2 separate regions of the Homo sapiens genome follow, and region 1 is linked to region 2. Evidence: chromatin contacts called from ENCODE Hi-C or POLR2A ChIA-PET data. All regions are on one chromosome and are shown on one strand. The core of a region is the stretch at or near the end of the contact, and the rest is flanking DNA. Distances in the headings are between cores, read along the strand shown.

Region 1 (7,031 bases), core at 4,245-6,744, 43 kb before region 2:
GTGTTACTATATGTCTGTGATATGAGCTGTCTGTCCATCGATGCATCCATCCATCCATCCATCCATCCATCCATGCATCCATCCATCCATCCGTCCATTAATATAGATTTTCATCCACAATTTCTGGCTTACAACTCCCATAGACCTTTGTTACAGTCTTTTTAAAATAATATTGGGGCCCTTTGGGCCCCAGAAGTAGGATCAGGAAACAGAATCTCTCTCTCCCTGGCCTTCTCTTGATCTCCTTTCACTGTCCAAGACAGGACTCTAATCTTCCATTGTGGATTATAAGGCCCCCAGTCCAGAGAGCATCCTCCCTATACCCTTGGAGGAAGGAATGCCACACAGAAGGGTCAAGAAGAATCTAACAGGCCTTTCTGGGTTTCCTCATTCATTCTGTTAGTGTAAGGTCATACCCTTTTTGTCCGATCACATTTTGATATGGTTATCTATGCTTCAATCATGCCTTTTCAATGAAGTCTCCATAAAAGGCCCAGGAAACTAGCTGAACACATGGAGGTTCCTGGAGGGTGGCACATTCAGGAAGGGCATGGAAGCTCCGTGCTCCTTCCCCATACATTGTCCTATGTATTTCTTCATCTATATCCTTCATCATATCCTTTAGAACAAACCAGTAAACAACTTTCCCTGAGTTCTGTGAGCTGCTCTAGCAAAGAAATCAAACCTAAAGTGGGAGTTTGGGAACACCAGCATGAAGCTGATTGGTCAGAAGTTGATTGTTGTGGTGTGAGAGCAGAGGAAAAATAGTTTAAGGTTTTCCATACTCAATGTGTATCTGTTTTATCTATCTATATGTCTATCTTATCTATCTGTCATCCAGTTTTCCATCTACTTCCTCTGTCTCCTCTGGCATAGGGTATTGACTCTGTATAAATGAAATGTATTGAAATGTGCCATTAGCATACTTGTAGATGGAGAGTTTGTAAAAATCTAATAAAAAGGGATAAGACAATGGAGCTAGGTGTTTTACAATCAAATCATTGAGTAGCAGCAGTGCCAAAAGTTATATTACCTCATCATATGTCAAAGAAAATCACTACCTCTATTCTGGCTGTGTCAGTGTCTCAGAGTTACTGCAGCAGAAATAAGTGATAATGCCAGCATTCATGCCAGCTAATTTGTACAAGAGCTAGGCTCTGTTGGCTGAGTCACAGCTGCCACTAGATCTACAAGTAGAGTGAAAAGATGTTTATTAGCCATGGAGAGTAATACATGGGTTTATTTTAATCAACTTGTTCTAAAGCCAGCCTAAGAGAGATGATACTGCCCTTTTCACAGTCATCTGACTCGTTCATGAAGTGTTTGTCATATAATGTAGAGTCTGTTTCTCAGAATATTATGAGCCATAGTTACGGCATCTTGCTTATCACCCTTCGTAAATGTTAGGTAGCTATATAATCTTTTTCAGCCCTACAGGAAAAAGTTTGTTCAAATGTTGTAAAATGTTTCACCATAATTAGTGCCTGCCATTTCAAAGAACTAAGCAATTTGGAGTTACATGTATATAGCTGGTTTACTGAAGAACAAAATATGAAATTGATTAAGTCCATTAAAATAATTTTGGCTGCATAGTAAAGAGAATCAAATGACGTTCCCTCTCTTTTTTTTCAGTCCATTCCCTTTTATCTTTAGTGAGATCTAGCTTTATGATGAAAGCCAGGTGATACAGAACTAGAGCTCCAAAAAACAGACTTTTTGTTTCATTTTAGGAATGCAATTTCTAATTCTTCTCATTGCTCTGTAACAAACTTTTCTATTTTCTAATTTAAAAGTATCTTGGAAGATCAAGTGCAAAAGGTATGCATGTAGAAAATAATTCCCTATTTTATAGTTATAAAATAAGGGAAAGTGAAGGTTAATTTGGCTGTGTTTTTCCTCAAACATTGGAAAACTGACTATAGTTAGAGGACTATGATTGCCATGGATTATCATCGAAGACCCTGGGAAAACAAGTTATGTGACATTGTTTGTAGATCTTAAAAACATGCCTTTTTCTTCTGCATGTTTACTTCGTTAAGTTTTTACTATATATTTATAGTAAAATATATATAGTAAATCAATCTATCTATCTATCTATCTATCTATCTATCTATCTATCTATCTATCTGGAGAGAAATTTTCAAGTGTAAGCAGCATAGGGACATTTGTATGCCCTAGATGGAAAGATAATATTGTAAGTGGTTGATGAAGATAATATCCGTTGGTGGGTGGCTTTTATTATTTTTACCACTTAAAAATTCAAAGGCCAGGTCCATTCAGTCTAAGTTTCAGACACAGGAAAGAATTAACAGAGATCTTTGGTAATTAAGGTGGACATTATGTTGCCCTATAAACTGTGCTTCTTTGAAAGTTGAAAAAATAAGCAGAAATTTTTGTGTAAAAATTATTCAGGCATAGTGTTCCAACTGCGTAAAATTCTTAGCCATTGTTATCACATGCTAGAACAGAAAAAGACCAGTTAATGCTTTGAAGTTGATATCAGAGAGGTCAAGAAATTCTATCAGTGTAGCTCAAGAAATATGTTACTTAGAACTAAGAAAATAGAACCACTGGAAAAATGGTTAAGGAAACGCTCAGCAGTGTACCCATTTACCTGGATTTCTGTAGTCCAAATTAAGTAAAATATTAAATAAAACACTCGAGTCACAATAATTTTTCCTCAAATATCTGCAGTTGTTGCTCTATGTCATTTCATATTACCTACTTTTTATTACTTTATGGACAAGCTGTTTTTTCTTCCTGCCCCACCCATAAATTTTTTTTAAATCAATTTTTATTAACCTTGCAAATCAGAAAATTGTATAGGATGTTTCCAGCTTTAGCACCCATACCTGAGTTCATTTATTTTTCTTATAATGGTTTCTTTTTCAACAATATCTTTTATCATTGCAATTTCCTTTGCTTTCTGCTCATGGAGAGCATATTAAATTGATGTTCTATACTTCTGATTCAGACTTCACACAGCTTCATTTCTACTCTTTACTGTGTCCAGTATGGGGTTTACTTTTGTTATTATTATGTATTCTGCTATTAAATTCGTGTGTTTTTACAGTCCTTCCTTATGCTACTCATTTCCCTATTTAATTTTAGTCTATTGTCTTTTTATTTGATTCCCTCCTCATGGCTCTTCGTTTCTGCTTTTTTTGTTTGTTTGTTTTGTTTTGTTTTTTGACACGAAGTCTCGCTCTGTCACCCAGGCTGCAGTGCAATGGCGCGATCTCGACTCACTGCAAGCTCCACCTCCCGGGTTCTGCTTTTTAGGCAAGGTCAAATCATCTTATAAAAAGAACAGCTTGAAAAAATGGTGGAGACTGTGTTCATTTATTATTTTGCAACTCTAGTATTTCCTTCAATAGTTTATTCTATTTTACTCCTCAGCCCTTTATTGTATGAGCATTTCTATAGCTAAATTCTAGTCCTGGGCTAGTCATATTCTGTACATATTCCTTGTGCATTTCATTGACACCTATGCAATTATCATCTGTATTCAGGTGATTCACGTCCTTTTAGCTCTGATTTAGGCCACACTGTTGTTCTTAGAACATTTGCCTCTAGATGTCACATAGAGTTAAATATGACAAAACACCACTTATGCTGTTGCTTGTTAAATTCACTGCCTTGGGGAAAGCATATTGATTTCTTATTAACCTTTGTGCATTCCACTTTTCAGGTGGAAATGCATACTGCTTCTGCTTATGTAGCACTTCATACAGTGATCTTTCCCATGTTTTTATAACCTCTTAAATCTATTTTAGGAAATTTCTTGAATATCAATTTCTTATTTTGCCATCACTTCCAGTCAAGAAATTCTTTCTTTCTCTGTGTTTTTCCCTGGCCTTTCTCATCCAGTGTTGTTCTCTTTATAACACTACTATTCTTAAACTTAATTTAATTGATGAATACTCTCTCCAAAAAGCAGAACTTATTTCCAGTATCTGAAAGTTACAGGCTTCCCATTCTAATGTGTATGTAAGAATCTAGTATGGAATAAGAAGGGAATGGTTACATAAGTTATATCTTAGTATTGGAATATTATACTGTTATTTAAAATGATTTTGTACTATAAGGGTGCCAAACCAGGGTTTGTTGTATGTGGCTCTGTAGAGATGTGTTTTGTTTGGCTGGTGTTTTTTTTTGTTGTTTGTTTTGTTTTTTTTTTGTTTGTTTTTTTTGGCCTGTGGAGTGTGTTGTACCTTAGTTGTTATGCAAGCAGCTTAATATCTTCCACTCAGTTGGTCTCCTATATTTGTGGTACCTGCCTAGCTTATGTAGGAAGTTTGAGACCATTTTTGGAAAAGAATATTTTAAAGAGAAGGAAAATGCTGTATGAGTGAAAACTATAGATTTGTAGAAAAAAATACTGACAGTTATAAACAGATTTAAACAGTGGTTATCTATGAGTGATTAGAGGCGATTTTTATTCACTTTGCTTCTTACCTGTAGTTTCCAAATTTTCCCTAATGAATATCATTAGGGAAACCAATCAGTTAAAACCAATCAGTTAACACTAGTTTAAAAGAATATAGTTTTGTGTATGCATTCCATAGTACTAATCAATAACTTTTTATTAATCAATAACTTAGTCTACGCCCTTAGGCTTGACACTTAGGCAACTTATAGTACAGAAGATATGTGAAATCTGATCATTCCATTAACAGGCTTGTAGTCCTGCTTGGAGAGACAAACGTGATACAGGCTCTACTGGGATGTTACCAGTGAAAAAGGACATAGACAGATAGAAGATTCTCAAGCAATCTAACAGAAGTGGTCATTTTAGCCATGGGAGACTTCACTGAGTTGAAAGGCTGATGACATGTTTGTGATACTATGTTAAGAGCTCTTTAAGTTTGTAGACCATTGACGTTGCTAGTTATCTCCACAGAGAGAATCTTTCTTATAACCTGACTCTTCTGTTACAGGCATTTTATGTTGGTATTTTGTACACTTTGAAGTTTCCCAGCATCTTTTCTGAGTGTCTTAAGCCTTATTAGAAAAAAGTAGAAACTGAATTCTAAATTGTTAACAACCTGGTAACCATAGATACTTGACTGTTTGGAAAAAATGTAAACATATCAGCCCTGAGCAAGACAGCCAAACCAAAACAACCACAGCGAGGGATTCTGATTCCTTTGACAGACTCTGTTTCTTTTTATTAAAAGTATTTCTTTAGAGATGATAAAGCAATAATTTGCAAAATGAAATTAGAACATCATAATCCTTCTTGTTCAAGAAGCATTATTATTAAAAGGTAGCTTCATGTGCTACTAAGAAGCTAATTAGTTGTTGCCTGGCTTATCATGCTGAGAGACAGCTGTGATTCATGGGTATTTATCTATCACAACAGGATTTTCTAATGGTATTTGGTTATGAAATTATTTATACTTCTGACTCAGGCCTTTAAAAGGGCTTCCAGCCGTTTTTGAAAGCCAACTTCTGCACTCCAGAGCGTTTTGTGCTGTTGAGATGGTGAATCAGCTTGGCAGTGTGGTAGTGTGTGAATCCGGTCGCACTGCAGTGTCTGAGATGCAGTTTTCTGGTGAAACTTCTCAAGCCAAGTGCGATAATGAGTGTTCATTGATGTAGATCTTATAATTTTGTAGGAAATTTTCTAAGAAACTGAGCTTTTTCAAAATATTTAGAAATAACACCAACATGGATTTTTGTGGTTATGTTTACTCTAATAAGCTGTTAATAGGAATTTATACCATTATATTCCTTGTGTTAATTTCAATGTGTGAGTTTAGTATGGACTATTAATAACTTGTTTTTTCTTTATCAGGCTTTTATTTTATTTGGTTAGTGATTAGAATAGGAAAGAAATCAAAAGCTCTTCATAGAACTCTCCTGAACTTTAAATATTTAAATCATATTTAAATATTATTCATTACATTCATTTTTAAAGCACCTAACTCTTCATTTTGAAGATCTCAAATCATCATCTTTGAGTTATAGTACCAGAGCAAAAATGTGAGCCTTGATATATTTTCTTTCTTTAAAACAGGTTTTAGGTAAATAACAGGAGAAATTTTTGCTCATTTATTTGAATATTTCTGTGGCTTATATAAATCAAGGGCTGAATTACACAAATACATAATAGTGATTTGAAACAGACTCTAAAGTTAAGCAGTAGTTTTACTTAACCATCCCTTCTTAAGTAGAATAATGAGCTTTGTTGAGGGACAAAATTCCATTTGTTTTCCCAAAGTGGAAAGTAGATTTTGGGGTGACAAAGCCTTCATGTTCAAGGTTTTCCACAAGTGAGCTCCATGTTTAGAAATCCATAAATTATAGTTTGCATGGGTTGCTTTTATTAACAGCAAGGTGAGTTGTTAACAGGCCCTGTGCCTAACATGTGCGTATTGGGCAGATGTGAGTAGACTGAGCACGGATCCTCCTACTTTCCCAGTTTCATAAAGCGGTTTTAAGGTTTAAACTTGCCTAGTCCCAAATTATACAATTAATCATACTCAGTTGTCATTTTTCTTACTAATTGTTCCAAGCTCTTTAACATGATGTCTGGTGGCAGTAAGTCACTTAGCAGGCAATAGTGGCAGGGAAGAGAGAAGACTCTTTTGCCCCTAGAAGTTTATGTATGCTAGTCAAAGTAAGAAGGTCAAAAATAAAATGTTTCTAAGACATTTCCAAAGGATCACATAGGCATGACACCCAGCCCTTGAATGGCACATTACAAAGGTTAGAGGACCTAGATCTGTGAGACCCATTTTGACATTAACTTGCCATGTGGCTTTCTGAAAATCTCTTTATATCTGTCTCTGGGGCTGGGCATCATTACCTTTCATAGGGGGATAATAAATTATATCAGTTCCACCAGCCTGTTTATAGGATTTTTTTTTTTTTTTTTTTTTTTGAGATGGAGTCTTTGCTCTGTCGCCAGGCTATAGTGCAGTGGTACCATCTTGGCTCACTGCAACCTCCGCCTCCCGGGTTCAAGCAATTCCCCTGCCTCAGCCTCCAGAGTGGCTGGGATTACAGGCATGTGCCACCATGCC
Region 2 (7,572 bases), core at 3,174-5,673:
AATTTAAAGTTTTATTACTGTTAAAGAGCAAAGTTTGAAGAGCAATCATGTGACTTTTCTGATTTTATCTGTTAGCAGTTTTTTTGAAAACTAATAAAAGAGCATTATTCTTTTTTTGAATATTTACGATGTGTCATGTACTGTGCGTGGCACTTCACATGGTATTATTATATCTTTTAATGCTACAACAATCCAGTGTGAAATCGTTATTATTATCATCATTATTATATTATACTCTTTTAGAGATGAGAAAAACCTCAAGTAAACTGCATAGATCTCCTTGGCTACTAAGTGGCTAAATTCAGAATTCCAACCCATCTGCCTTTATATTTTGCTGGACAACAGCAAAACGTCTGCTTTCGTGGATATACATGCTGATGAAGGAACACAGACAATAAAGGAATATATAACACACCAAGAAGCAATGAGTGTGATGGGGAAAGATCAAGTGCAGTGGAGGAGGGAGAGTGTTGGAAGCCTGGGGTTAGAAAGGTGAGTCATGGCCCTTTTGATGAGGTGCCCTCTGAGACTGGAGGAAGTGGTAGTACATTTCCAGAAAGGAAACCCAGACATACATTTGCCTTTAGTTTTATTCAAAAGGAAAATTTGTGCTGAGAAGCTCTACCTGCCAAGTGAATTAGTAAGCTACTCAGGTAAACTGGCCAGAGACCTAATTATTAACAGGATCTTGATGTCAGAGGCTTGTTCTGATAAGGAATTCCATTAGGTTCAGCAGTATTTTACAACAAAACTATGTTGAACAACTTTTAGAAAGGTGCTTTTTCAACATCAGAATCACCTCTGTTATTAAGAAAAAAGAAAGGCCACGAATATAAATTGCATAGGTCTCCTTGGCTACTAAGTGGCCAATTCAGAATTCAAACCCATGTTGAATTCCTTGGAATTTTTTTTTTTTCTTCTTAAATGGGCCAGTGAAGGTTATTGTTCTGATAGTCTTAAGTACTCAGATAAGAATAAATTATAGTTATTAACTAGTCATATATAATGTGAGAAATAGACCCTTTAAAAATTCTTTCACATACTTCATTACTTGTAAAATTATACCAGCAGGAATAGAGACGTACCTACAAGATGTATATTTAATTTAGTCTTGGAGTTTTTACATATTACTTAATTCAGCGGTCTTAGAAAATTATTTTTCCCAAAGTGTAGTCATTTGCATAAAACATTTGTTTTCTATAATAATCTCAAATAAAAATTGGCTGGATCTAATATAGCATTACGATAGAAATCTTATTTTGAATATGAAGGTGATAATTCAAGAATATCTTTTGGCTGGCGTGGTGGCTCACGCCTGTAATCCCAGTACTTCGGCAGGCTGAGGTGGATGGATCACTGAGCTTGGGAGTTTAAGACCAGCCTGACCAACATAAAGAAACCCCGTCTTGACTAAAAATACAAAAAAATCAGCTGGGCATGGTGGCATATGCCTGTAATCCCAGCTGCTTGGGAGGCTGAGGCAGGAGAATTGCTTGAACCTGGGAGGTGGAGGTTGCAGTGAGCCGAGATCATGCCATGGCACTCCAGCCTGGGCAACAAGAGTAAAACTCTGTCTCAAAAAAAAGAAAAAAAAATGAATATCTTTTATAATCTGGACTAGTCCAACACTTAATTTTGAAGTATTCAAGTGGAATCTTTTTATGGAATTCTTAGGTGAATTTTCTCTCAATTTGGGGTCTCAGTGTACCAATCTGCTATGAGTTGGAAAACCTTCCTCTTTTACAAAAGGGATAGTTTCCTTCTGAGGTAAATCAGTGGAAGCTAGAGATCTCCACAAATGTTAGAGTTTTGTACTTTGTACTTAATTGACTTAATTAGCATACAGTTGTACATTAGTTGGGTGAGTTTTGTTTACCTCTGGGCCAGAAATACATATTCATCCATTATTTGACACATGTTTCTGGGGCTTTTACTACTTGCGCATTATTATACTAAAAGTAATGTGGTGTACAAAGTTTTTATAAACAAAGGCTTTTGTCTCCAGGAACTTTTATAATGTACTAGATAAGATCAGGTACTCAAATAAGGAAGCAAGAAGTTGATGCTATATAATGTTTGAGTATAGATATGTTCCAAATACAAATAACATATACATATATATGAAGGCATTTCCTCCTTATTTCTCTTGAAATTATGTGGCTTCGTTTTAGTATGAGTCTCATCAGTTACACAATTGGGCAAGTGATTCAACTTTTCCCCCCAAGTATTTAGTCTCTTCCTCTGTAAAATCAGGTGCTGAAGGTTGTTCCACATCCTGGTGAGAAGTGAATGGGATGAGGGAAATACAGTGCCTGCGTAGGGCCGCACACGTAAGAGCTCATTAAAAGTGGATTTCTCATCTTTTGTACATTAGTGAAATAAGCTCCAAAGGAAATTGTAATGATTTTCATTATACAAAATATATATAGTGTCTGAGTGGCTTACCATTGTAGATTTAGATAGTGGTTCTTGTGTCATATAGTGGGCTCAGCTTTTCAGAAAGACAGATTTGAGTTGTCCAAGGCTATGTGCCGTTGGGTGTTACTTAATATCTAGAAACTAATTGCCTGGGTTTAAATTGCAGCTGTGCAACTTTAGGCAACTTAGTTGACCTCTCTGTGCTTGTTTCCTCTTCTGTAGCATGGAGATAGTTGTAATACCTGTCTCAGATAATTATATTTTAAAGATTGGATGATTTAATATGTAAGGCTGTGAGAACAGTGCCTGGCACATTATAAGCTCTGTAAAAGTATTCATTCAATAATATTTTTAGACATGAAAAGAGGGTGGTAACAAGATCCCCTGCTCTTAAGAGCATAATCCATCCCTTTCTCACTGTATTGTAAATTTTTGACCTCACTTAGCCTTTGTAGAAAATAGTTTATATTACTCAGGTTTTTTTTTTTTAAATCATTTTGTAAGACCACTTGATGATTTGACTATACCCTTTTTGCACTTGGTTTTGGAAGCCATCCTCTGCATGTATCTTTTGACTATAGAAACTAAAAACATTTTTACTGTAGCTGCTACTGCATATTCCTTTACTGTCTCCTTATGTCTGAAGATCATATAAATGTCTTTAGCAGGATTTTTCTTACCAACTCACTTGAACTTAGAAACTGAAAGCACAGAGTTAGAAGTGGCATCTCCTGTCAAACATTCCCTAGCGAAAATTTCTTACAGCATTGTCATTCAGTCCCGGAGGCCTGCTATCTCTGAGTGCTGGAGTGTGATTTCCTGTGTCACTTTCCTTTCTGGGACCATAAAATTGGATTCCAGACATTTGTTGGGAAGTTTGCGATATGCTGTTTTGAACATTACTGAACCAATATAATAACCCACTACTTGTGTTTTGGAAGCAGTGTTATCTGTGACAGTTATTGCTTTGCTGATTTACATTTGGAAGAATGTTGAAAAAGAAAAAGGCAGAGCAGTAAAAGGTAGAAGCATGTATGTCCTGGTGATCTTTAGCAGGTAAGACCAGACTGATGATATTAAGCTAGAATTTAGGTTCATCATGGTCACATCCATGCGATAGAAAAATATCACATCACATCTTTAAGCAACACACATTCTGACCTTCTGTAATAAATTGTATATCTCCCTTGATCTTTCTGGAAACACTTCCAGTTTCTACACCTGGAGTGAAGACGCTTGCCAAATGACAAGAATAAATTAGAGAATTAATCCAGTGCCAAAGATAATTTTTGAGAAAAGAGTATCTGTTTCCAAATGGCAAAAGAACATCATTAATATCTTCTCTAGCATTCAAAGACAGGAGACAGATGCTACTAATAAAATATAATAAACTCCTCATGGTTGTTTCCAATAAAACACAAATGATTTTGTAGTTCTATAATTGGAACTGTCAATCTAATTTAGTAGGTTTCTGTTGATAAATTTGATTTCAAAAAGTTGAGATGAGAAACTAATTCACTATTATGTACAATATTTCTTGCTAAGTATAAGGAATATTAGCAAAAACTGTAGTAAAAATTAGGAAGTTGAACTATTAATACCTCTTGGCTTATTGAGATGCAGCAGATCTTTATGTGACTGTCAGTTTAGTGGAAAGAGTGACAGGAATCCCAGGTTGTAACTCCTGCTCTGCCTATCACTAGGTGGCTATTGCAGGGCTGGCTTCATGGACACGCGACCTCTGCAGCTGCCCAGAGCCCTGCACTCAGAAGGGTCCTGCCCTTGGTTTAATCCTCTTCTGTCACTGTCTTCAGAGTTGTAATTTTTGAGCACGGGACTCACATTTTCATTTTGCCCTCAGCCCTACAAATTAGGCAACCACAACTGGCTGTTCACAGCTTACTTCTCTGAATTTCAGAGAAGGCAACCAAAAGATTCTGGAGCTAGGCATCGGGTATACATGGACATAAAGATGGGAACAGTAGACGCCGAGGACTACTAGAGGGAGGAGACGGGGAGGGAGGAAGGAAAGGGTTGAAAAACGACCTATTGGGTCCTGTGCTCACTATTTGGGTGACAGGATCATTTATGCATGTTTATGATGTTAAGGATCAAACCTTAGCATCACACAATATATCTGTGTAACAAACCTGCACATGTATCCCCTGAATCTAAAATAAAACTTGAAGGAAAAGATTCTTGATAGATCTAAGAGTATGAAATTCTGTGAGTCCCAACAAAGGGAAGGACCCAAGAAAGTTTATTAGAAACTGAAAGCTCCTGATCCACCCTCACTTGTTCTCAGTCAGGAGGAATTTTGCCCCCTAGTGGGCATTTAGCAATGTCTGGAGGCATTTTTGATTGTCACAGCTCAGGGAATGTGATGTTGACATCTAGTGGGTAGTAGGATGTTTAATGCTACAAATACACAGAACAGCCCCTGCAACATAGAACTTTTTGGCCCAAAAAGTCAACACTCAACACAGGTGATGTTGATAAACCCTGCCTACCGTTATTATTTGTGTCTCCAACTCTTGGTACCGGGCGTGGGAGGTTACTCAAAAGTTAGTTGAGCCTCTGGCTGTAGCCTGGATCGTAGGTTGTTGTATTTTTTACCACATGAAGACTGAAGAACGAAGCTGGTGAGTAGGAAGTGTAACTTAACATTTGCACGAGATACACTACACAGATGCTCTTCTTAGGGCCTCTACATCTCACACTTACCAAACCAACTGGTGGGCCCCAGACTCTTAAAACCTCTAAAACACAACACACTCACAGCTGGCAGATGACTTTCCAGGACGCCCTGGCACTTGTGATGCGGTCTGTTGGGCTGTTTACCAAGTCATTTAGGTTTGTTTCTAAATCTGTTTATGCCATTGTGCTGGTTGCTGTAATTAGGCAGTAGAATCAACTATTACAGAAATTTAAAGAAAGAAAAATATAAAAAAAGGAGAGCAATTTCAGTGAAAACCTAAGTTGAATGTTTTGGAAAGATTCAATAAAGATGTCATTAAAGAAAACTGCTCTCAAAGTGTGGGCAAGATGGTTTTAAAAGGTTTGTGAAAAAATCATTAAAATTAGATGGATTCTATATTGAATTTGCTTAACTGTCTTAAGTTTTCAGTATTATTTATGGAGATTGTAGACAATACATTTTTTTCTGTGGTTTTTGCAAGAAAAACAATGCTTTAGTCAGCTGATCCAGGCTCAGAAAAAAAAAGCCTTACCTACATCACAAGATGGAAGAATGAATGGCATTTATATATTTTAGGGTGATAAAATTATTTATAAATGTAACCTCAGCTGACTTTCCCTAATAATCAATATTTCAGACAACAGGGCGTCTATTACCTTTATTTTCCAGTGGGAAAAATATCAAATATTCTACTTTTCTCACTTGCAGATCCAAACAACTCTCAGCTCAGTGATGTCTCTGAATAATGTTCCTTATTTAACACTACCTTATATGTTAAGAAGATATTCATTTGATTTCTGACTCCACAAACACCATCATAAGATCTGTCTCTTGCCAGATTCAATACTGAAATGTTTAAGAACTGTGCTTCCTTTTCAGTGCATATGTTTTCTTGAGTTGCCATGTGCCTGTATAGATTAGCGGCATCTGGGATTTTTACCACGTCACATTCTTTTAGAATTGAAGAAGTATAAATATTACCAGAATTGTAGTCAAATAATTTCAAGTTTTTTATAGAAAATATGACAAATAACCTAATGTATAAGGAAACAAAAGTTTCTGCAATTCCATCACTGTTTCTAATAGAAAATTATGAATGAGACATTAATTGTCAGTCTGCCTCTTCTTCAGATGGCTTTTGACTTAGTATTATTTTGTTTTAGGACCCATGTCTCTACATTGGACTTTAGAGCAGAGTTCTGGCCTCTTATCTTGAGCTTGTTAAAAGAAACTGTCGCCAGGCATGATGGCTCATGCCTGTAATCCTAGCACTTTTGGGGAGGCCAAAGCTCGAGGATTGCTTGAGCTCAGGAGTTCAAGACCAGCCTGGGCAACATAGTGAGACCTTGTCTCTGTAAAAGTTTTTTAAAAAATTGGCTGGGTGTGGTGGCACATGCCTGAAGCCCCAGATACTCGGGTGGCTGAAGTGGGACAATTGCTTGAGCCCAGGGAGTCAAGGCTGTAGTGAGCCATGACCATTGCCACTGTACTCCAGCCTAGGTGACAGAATAAGACCCAGTCTCAAAAAACAAAAACAAACAAACAAAAAAACCTTAATGTTCTATTTCCTATTAATAGTCACAATATTATAGATATTATCTAACAGTTTAAAGCCATAAACATTCTATTTGGCTAGTAAAATGTTTTCATCATTTATGATCAAAGATTTCAGGCATTTTTCTTCTTTAATTAGTTTAAGTTAACAATAAATAAATTCAGCCTCCCTTTGGAGGGTTAGAACAGGACAGATAAAGCTAAATTCCTCTTTGCCCATCACATCGATCCCACGCATTTTATACCTCTCTGCTCCACTGCTGGCCATAACAGATTTGGGGAATATTCTTCCAGACACACACACACAAACACACCTAGAGAATTTTTATGGTAATAGTATCATAATGCATGTATTATTAAGTTACTTGTTTGCTTTCTTTCAAGTTGAGTTGATTTGAGTCAGATCTTATATAAATCTAGTCCATCCCTTTAAACTTCTCTGTGATATTCCAGATATGGAATGTCACATTCTGTTTATGTGTTCTTTTATTAATAGGCATTACATTTGGGGGTATCATAAACAGTGCTGTAATGAACATCCTTGTATATGTTTTCTTGAGCACATGTATGTGTGTTTCTCTAGGGTAGATATCTAGAAGTAGAATTGTGCACAACCATTTATCTCATGGTGTTATAGTGTTATTTTAGTTCATTTGTTTCCATGGTAATTTCTTTCTAAGCTTCAAAGTATATTGGCTGGAAGTCATCGAATCACAACCTTTTAGAAATCAAAGCTCAGGTATCATCTTACAATATGAAGGATTAGTTTAATTGTTTCTCCATATTCTTTTTTTTTTTTTTTGGAGTGACGCAGTCTCGCTCTGTCGCCCAGGCTGGAGTGTAGTGGTGAAACCTCTGCTCACAGCGAGCTCCGCCTCCTGGGTTCAAGCCATTCTCCCACC

The links. A loop is a pair of places that touch in the nucleus more often than their neighbours do. ChIA-PET counts read pairs that join two places held with the same protein, here RNA polymerase II (POLR2A). Pooled maps may share reads with other maps.
Region 1: a loop to region 2 is called in a map of heart right ventricle, with 2.1 times the contacts of the local background. The contact joins two enhancer-like sites. A Hi-C loop is called at or near these places in 6 of 168 maps with a recorded cell type or tissue (Caco-2, PC-3, ascending aorta and 3 more) and 4 of 50 pooled maps. POLR2A ChIA-PET finds 5 or more read pairs at or near these places in 6 of 52 experiments (GM12878, H1, OCI-LY7 and 3 more).

What each region holds. Positions count from the first base shown.
Region 1 is chr12:40,053,140-40,060,170 of GRCh38, reverse strand. The region is part of intron 1 of SLC2A13 (solute carrier family 2 member 13); the gene reads left to right. Among named protein-coding and RNA genes, the nearest start is that of SLC2A13, 49 kb to the left of the region's middle. Within about 2 kb of position 5,494, at least 4 of the 41 ENCODE cell types and tissues checked have a DNase peak (open chromatin) inside an H3K27ac peak, as active enhancers do; they include heart right ventricle, where a contact is called at or near this core.
Region 2 is chr12:40,008,514-40,016,085 of GRCh38, reverse strand. All of the region lies in intron 3 of SLC2A13 (solute carrier family 2 member 13), which reads left to right. Among named protein-coding and RNA genes, the nearest start is that of SLC2A13, 94 kb to the left of the region's middle. RefSeq lists a silencer at 4,661-4,780. Within about 2 kb of position 4,423, at least 3 of the 41 ENCODE cell types and tissues checked have a DNase peak (open chromatin) inside an H3K27ac peak, as active enhancers do; they include heart right ventricle, where a contact is called at or near this core.